Regions from separate parts of the Homo sapiens genome. Here region 2 is linked to region 1. Evidence: read pairs that join two places in POLR2A ChIA-PET (ENCODE). Cell type or tissue: PC-9. All regions are shown on one strand. Each heading gives the region's core, and the rest is flanking DNA. Links, peaks and the distances in the headings are about the cores only. Region 1 has its middle 55 kb from the start of DNAJB6. Region 2 has its middle 20 kb from the start of MNX1-AS1.

The links. Peaks named below come from ENCODE experiments on the same cell type or tissue, not always from the same donor. Only the 100,000 strongest peaks of a DNase experiment are listed, where the experiment ranks them.
Region 2: POLR2A ChIA-PET joins it to region 1 with 8 read pairs; 1 of 35 experiments calls an interaction of 5 or more read pairs at or near these places.

Annotation. Positions count from the first base shown.
Region 1 is chr7:157,280,745-157,283,655 of GRCh38, forward strand. No RefSeq gene overlaps it. Among named protein-coding and RNA genes, the nearest start is that of DNAJB6, 55 kb to the right of the region's middle. RefSeq lists an enhancer at 1,254-2,207. In PC-9, for the core only: no CTCF peak of the experiment used is centred there; DNase peaks (open chromatin) are centred at 1,547 and 1,959; H3K4me3 peaks cover 397 bases; H3K27ac peaks cover 1,752 bases.
Region 2 is chr7:157,029,434-157,032,344 of GRCh38, forward strand. No RefSeq gene overlaps it. Among named protein-coding and RNA genes, the nearest start is that of MNX1-AS1, 20 kb to the left of the region's middle. In PC-9, for the core only: no CTCF peak of the experiment used is centred there; no DNase peak of the experiment used is centred there.

The DNA of each region.
Region 1 (2,911 bases), core at 299-2,798:
GCGGGGGGTCGGTGTCCAGGTGCTGCAGGGCACAGGGTGAGTGCCCATTGTGCCCTTGGTGGGTGCCGACTCCGCACTCAGCTCTGTGCTGATGAAGAGAACCCGCTCTTGTCCCGAAGGACTTAGGCCTGACCCCCGAGAAAAGGCCGGCACACAAAAACACCAGGGGTCAGGTGCTCAGGCCTCTAATCCCAGTACGTTAGGAGACCAAGGCCGGAGGATGGCCTGGGGCCTCAAGTTCAAGACCAGCCGGACAGCACAGCAAGACCCTGTCTCCACAAAAATAAAAAAATTGGGCCAGGAGTGGTGGCTCACTTTGGGAGGTCGTGGCAGGCAGATCATGAGGTCAGGAGTTCAAGACCAGCCTGGCTGACGTGGTGAAACCCCATCTCTACTAAAAATGTAAAAAATTAGCCGGGCGTGGTGGTGTGCACCTGTATTCCCAGCTACTCAGGAGGCTGAGGCAGGAGAACCACTTGAACCCAGGAGGTGGAGGTTTCAGTGAGCCGAGATTGCACCACAGCACTCCAGCCTGGGCCACAGAGTGAGACTCAAAAAAAAAAAAAAATAGCCGGTGTGGTAGTGCGTCATGCAGCCTCATCCAGCCTCTGAGGAACTGCAGAGACAGAGGGCAGATGGTTCAGAGGTGCAGGCCGGGGTTGGCTCACCTGCCAGCGGCTCCGGGCCCCAACCTCCTTGGCAGCCTCTGCCTCACCTGCTCACGCGGCCCTCGGGCAGCCCAGGCTGTGGGCACCAAGGGGTCCTGCCGGCTTCTCAGGCAGCAGAGTCCTCCGGGTCCTGAGTGTGGTGTGCCTTGGGAACATGCGGGAGGCAGAGAAGAACAGGAAGGGATTGAAACCGCTCCCTCCACCCACTCCTGCCCGAGGCACCAGAGGCAGCCTCAAAAAAAGCAAAAGGTCCAGCCTTCTGTGGATCTCAGGGATGCAGGAGGGGAGGCCAGGGTGGGGACAAAGGCGGGGACCAAAAAGCCGTGTGGGTTCTAGAACATTCCTAGCTGGGCCTTGATCCGTGGCACCGTCGAGGGGTGTGGCCCCTCCGGGGAGGCTGGAGAGGTGAGCTGCAGTCAGGAACCGACGGGCCCCTCTGCGGGCACTGAAGGCCAAAGATCTGACTATCAGCCTCTGGCCACAGGGCTGGGTGGCCCAGGGCCCCCACAGCATGAGGGTTCAGGGAGGAATGGCAGAAACCCCCCGCTGGGAACCAGGAGACCCCCAGCTCATCACTCCCTGATCTTGGGCACGCTGTCCTCAGCCCTTCCTGTGCCTCAGTTTCCCCTCTGTGACATGGAGATGGGAGGTTTGTTGTGAGGATTTGTGATGGTGAATCTGGGCCAAAGCTGTGGTAGCCCTGCAGGGAGGACCCCGAGGACCCCACTCACCTGGAGAGGCTGGCCGCCTGGCATTTGCAGGGCTAGGGCTAGGGCTGGGCCAGGGGACTGGCGGCTGCTCATCCTGAAGGTTCCTCCTGGCACCTGCCCCTGGTGAATCAGGGCTGCAGCCCGGCCTGGGCCTCAGGCTCTGTGACCTAATGGAACTGTCTCAATATTTTCTGCAGCTTCTGCGGTGCTGCCTGGACGCGGCCCACAGGGAGGTGGCCTGGCCACACGGAGGCTGTTTGTGAACCGATGCCAGGCACACCCTCCCCCAGGCACGAGTCTCCCCTCTGGCCTCATCCCTGCCCCACCCCACACTCAGGGAACCCCCTCCCTGTCTTTAAGGCTGATTTCCTCGGTGCGTTCCCCGGGCTGCGTGGGCCATGGCGGATAACCCGCCTGACCCCTTCCACTCGGCTGTCGGTACCCACCTGTCAGCCCCACCTGCGTGTCCCCCTGGAAGGCAGGGCCCGAGTCTCACCCACTCTGCACGTCAGGGCCTCACCCAGCAGCAATAAATGTTTGTTGAATGAACAAGGAGGCTAATACAGCCGGGGCGGGGCTGGGGGGGTGGGTGATCAGCAGGAAACAGTGATGACCGGGCCTCGGGAAGGAGCCGTGGTTACTCCCAGCAGGTGGGACCCTGCAGTCAGCCCAGATTCCTCACGGCTCCACCCTCAGGATTGGGGAAGGAGAAATCAGAATTCCTGGGAATTATCAGAAATTCTTACAATCATACGTTAGTCTGTATTCGCCCTATAACATGTTATTTTCATGTTTTTATGTAATATTGACTGGCCATCATGATAAGAGTAAACGATTTTCTGTGATAGAATCATACTAAACTTTTCGGGGCTTTTCTATTTTAAGAAGATTTAATAATAAATGTGTGGTTCAGTGTGATTTAAAACAGATCTGGAGGCCGGGCGCGGTGGCTCAAGCCTGTAATCCCAGCACTTTTGGAGGTGGAGGCAGGTGGATCACCTGAGGTCGGGAGTTGGAGACCAGCCTGGCCAACATGGTGAAACCCCATCTCTACTAAAAATACAAAAATTAGCAAGGCGTGGTGGCATGTGCCTGTAATCCCAGCTACTCAGGAAGCTGAGGCAGGAGAATCACTTGAACCCAGGAGGCAGAGGTTGCAGTGAGCCAAGATCACGCCGCTGCACTCCAGCCTGGGCAACAGGGTGAGACTCCATCTCAAAAACAAAAAAAAAAACAAAAAAAAAACCAGATCTGTACACGTGCAGGTTTCTTATAGGTAATAAAAATAAAATAAAAATAATAAACAATAAATAGGCGAGGCACGGTGGCTCACGCCTACAATCCCAGCACTTTGGGAGGTCAAGGTGGGCAGATCATGAGGTCAGGAGTTCCAGACCAGCCAGACCAACATGGTGAAATACTGTCTCTACTAAAAATACAAAAATTAGCTGGGTGCAGTGACTCACGCCTGTAGTCCCAGCTACTCAGGAGGCTGAGGCAGGAGAATTGCTTGAACCTGGGAGGCGGAGGTTG
Region 2 (2,911 bases), core at 216-2,715, 250 kb before region 1:
CTTTCTAGAATTCATTTGGTTGCTGCTTAAACTTTGCACCATGAAAGACCCCCTTTTTTTCCCCTAATAACCTTATACTTGCATACCAAGCTGTATTTAAAATAATGCATTGCTTTAAAACAATTAATTAAATCTATATTGAGCATCTTGTCCACATGAGAGGGAGAACACACATCCTGCACTGAGGCAAGCTAACTCCATTTCCAACCAGAGATTCCGAAGACTAGCTAAGGCCACCTCTTGAAGAGAGAGCGCAGGATTTCAATTAAGCTTTTATAAATAACATATGGGAATTACCTGGAAGACACTGCCCTCCCCTTCCCCATGGCTACCTTCCTAGGTGCCTAGAGACCTGGACACCCTAGGTTGGGATTTATTGATTTAGTTAAGGAGCAATTTAGGAAACCTTTTATTAACATACTCTCGTCATCAGCATCACTGTCACCTTTCCATCATTCTGAGTGATCACCACTCTACACTTATTGTTTGTTAGTGAATCTTTCATACTTAGATCACCTAAGGGGAAATGCTTGCTGGGCTCCTCCACAGACAGAAAATATGCAGAGGAATCATGGCACAACTTACATACATCAAAACAGCGCTCCTTTTAATTGATGGCCTATAGCTTAAGAGAGAGAGTTGGCTGGGCACGGTGGCTCACACCTGTAATCCCAGCACTTTGGGAGGCCGAGGCAGGCGGATCACAAGGTCAGGAGATCGAGACCATCCTGGCTAACATGGTGAAACCCCGTCTCTACTAAAAATACAAAAAATTAGCCGGGCGTGGTGGCGGGCGCCTGTAGTCCCAGCTACTCAGGAGGCTGAGGCAGGAGAATGGCGTGAACCCGGGAGGCGGTGCTTGCAGTGAGCCGAGATTGCGCCACTGCACTCCAGCCTGGGCGACAGAGTGAGACTCTGTCTCAAAAAAAAAAAAAAAAAGAAAGAAAAAAAAGAGAGTTTGCCTTCCCCAAACTATTATAAAACATTTTTAGATGATAAAGGGCATCAGATGCAGAAGATAAAATGTTTAACACATAGGACCTCATTCAGACCATGAATATAGAGCTATAGGTAGTTGTAAGCTCCTAGGAATATTTGATGGGAAATATATTGATAATACAATTATTCTTTTGAAAGGGACTGTAATGATGGCGAATTTCATTTAATAAATTAATAAGAACCATTTGATTCAAACATGAGCCTTTTAATGATACACAGAGTTAATAATATCTGTCTTGCCACCTAAAGAGGTTTTTTTTTTTTTTTTTTTTTCTGAGATGGAGTCTCGCTCTGTTGCCCAGGCTGGAGTGCAGTGGCACAATCTCAGCTCACTGCAAGCTCCACCTCCCAGGTTCACACCATTCTCCTGCCTCAACCTCCCGAGTAGCTGGGACTACAGGTGCCAGCCACCGTGCCCAGCTAATTTTTTGTATTTTTAGTAGAGACGGGGTTTCACTGTGTTAGCCAGGATGGTCTCAATCTCCTGACCTCATGATCCACCCGCCTCAGCCTCCCGAAGTGCTGGGATTACAGGCGTGAGCCACCATGCCCGGCCCTAAAGAGGTTTTAAAAGACTGCATCGAGCGATCCACAATTGAGCACCTATCTGCCGTTTATTTTTTATTTTTTGAGAAAAAGTCTTGCTCTGTCACCCAGGTTGGAGTGCAGTGGCACGATCTTGGCTCACTGCAACCTCCGCCTCCTGGGTTCAAGCGATTCCCCTGCCTCAGCCTCCTGAGTAGCTGGGACTATAGGTGCCCACCACCATGCTCGGCTAATTTTTGTATTTTTAGTAGAGACGGTGTTTCACCATGTTAGCCAGGATAGTCTCTATCTCCTGACCTCATGATCCACCCACCTCAGCCTCCAAAAGTGCTATCTGCCCTTTATTAATGCAATGTTGGTTTTTATATTAAAACACATTTAAGTGTAGTCTCTGAAAATATTAAAGAAAAACAAATGTAAAATAATGCTGCAATATCCTTATCTTATAGTTGTGAATAAAAATATATAATTTTCCAAAAAATATGACTTTTTCTTTTTTATTAAATTACATTAATAAATCATTTATTTTTGAGACAGAGCCTCATTCTGTCACCCAGGCTGGAGTGCAGTGGTGCGATCACGGCTCACTGCAGTCTTGACCTCCTGGGCTCAAGCGATTCTCCCACCTCCACCTCCCAAAGTGCTGGGATTGCAGGCATGAGCCACTGTGCCTGGCCAAAATGTGGCTTTTAAAATTTTAGGACTCCGTTGCAAAATAGAAATATAAATGACCAAATCTGTGTTAAAGAGTCTCAGAACAGGATCTTAGAAGTTAGTGATGTGTGCGAAGAAGGTGAGAACACGCATGTCTGTGTTTCCTATACAGCCTGGGCGTTGTGTCATTGCTGTGGGGAGAAGTGCAGCTTGGGAGAGGGAGCCTGGCTTTGAAGCCAGGCAGGTCTAGGTCCCAGTGGCTGTCACTGCAGGTTGTGATGGGACCTCGGACAAGCTCGCCAATCCTTCTTAGCATCAGTTTCCTTATCTTATCTGTAAATGGAGATGATATGTGTCAGTCCTAACGGGGATGCTGGGAACATTGAAAATACATCGGAACACCCAGCACATCATGAGAATGTACACTCGCTGGCTCACCTCGCTCTCCTGGCAGGATATGTTCTATTTTCTATGAATTTATTGTAGCTGATGGTGGTGGTGGGAATCTGTACGGGTATGTGTGCCTAAAAACTGAAATTGGAAACCAGAAGCTAAAGCTATTTGTCTTAACTCCACGCCAGACTGTGGTCAAAGCACATTGGTCAAAGCACATTGCCTCATCTACTCCTCATATTTCCATGAGTTGATTCTATAGTTGCCCCATTTTACAGATCAAGAGACTGAGGCTCAGAGAAATGAGATGACCTGTCTA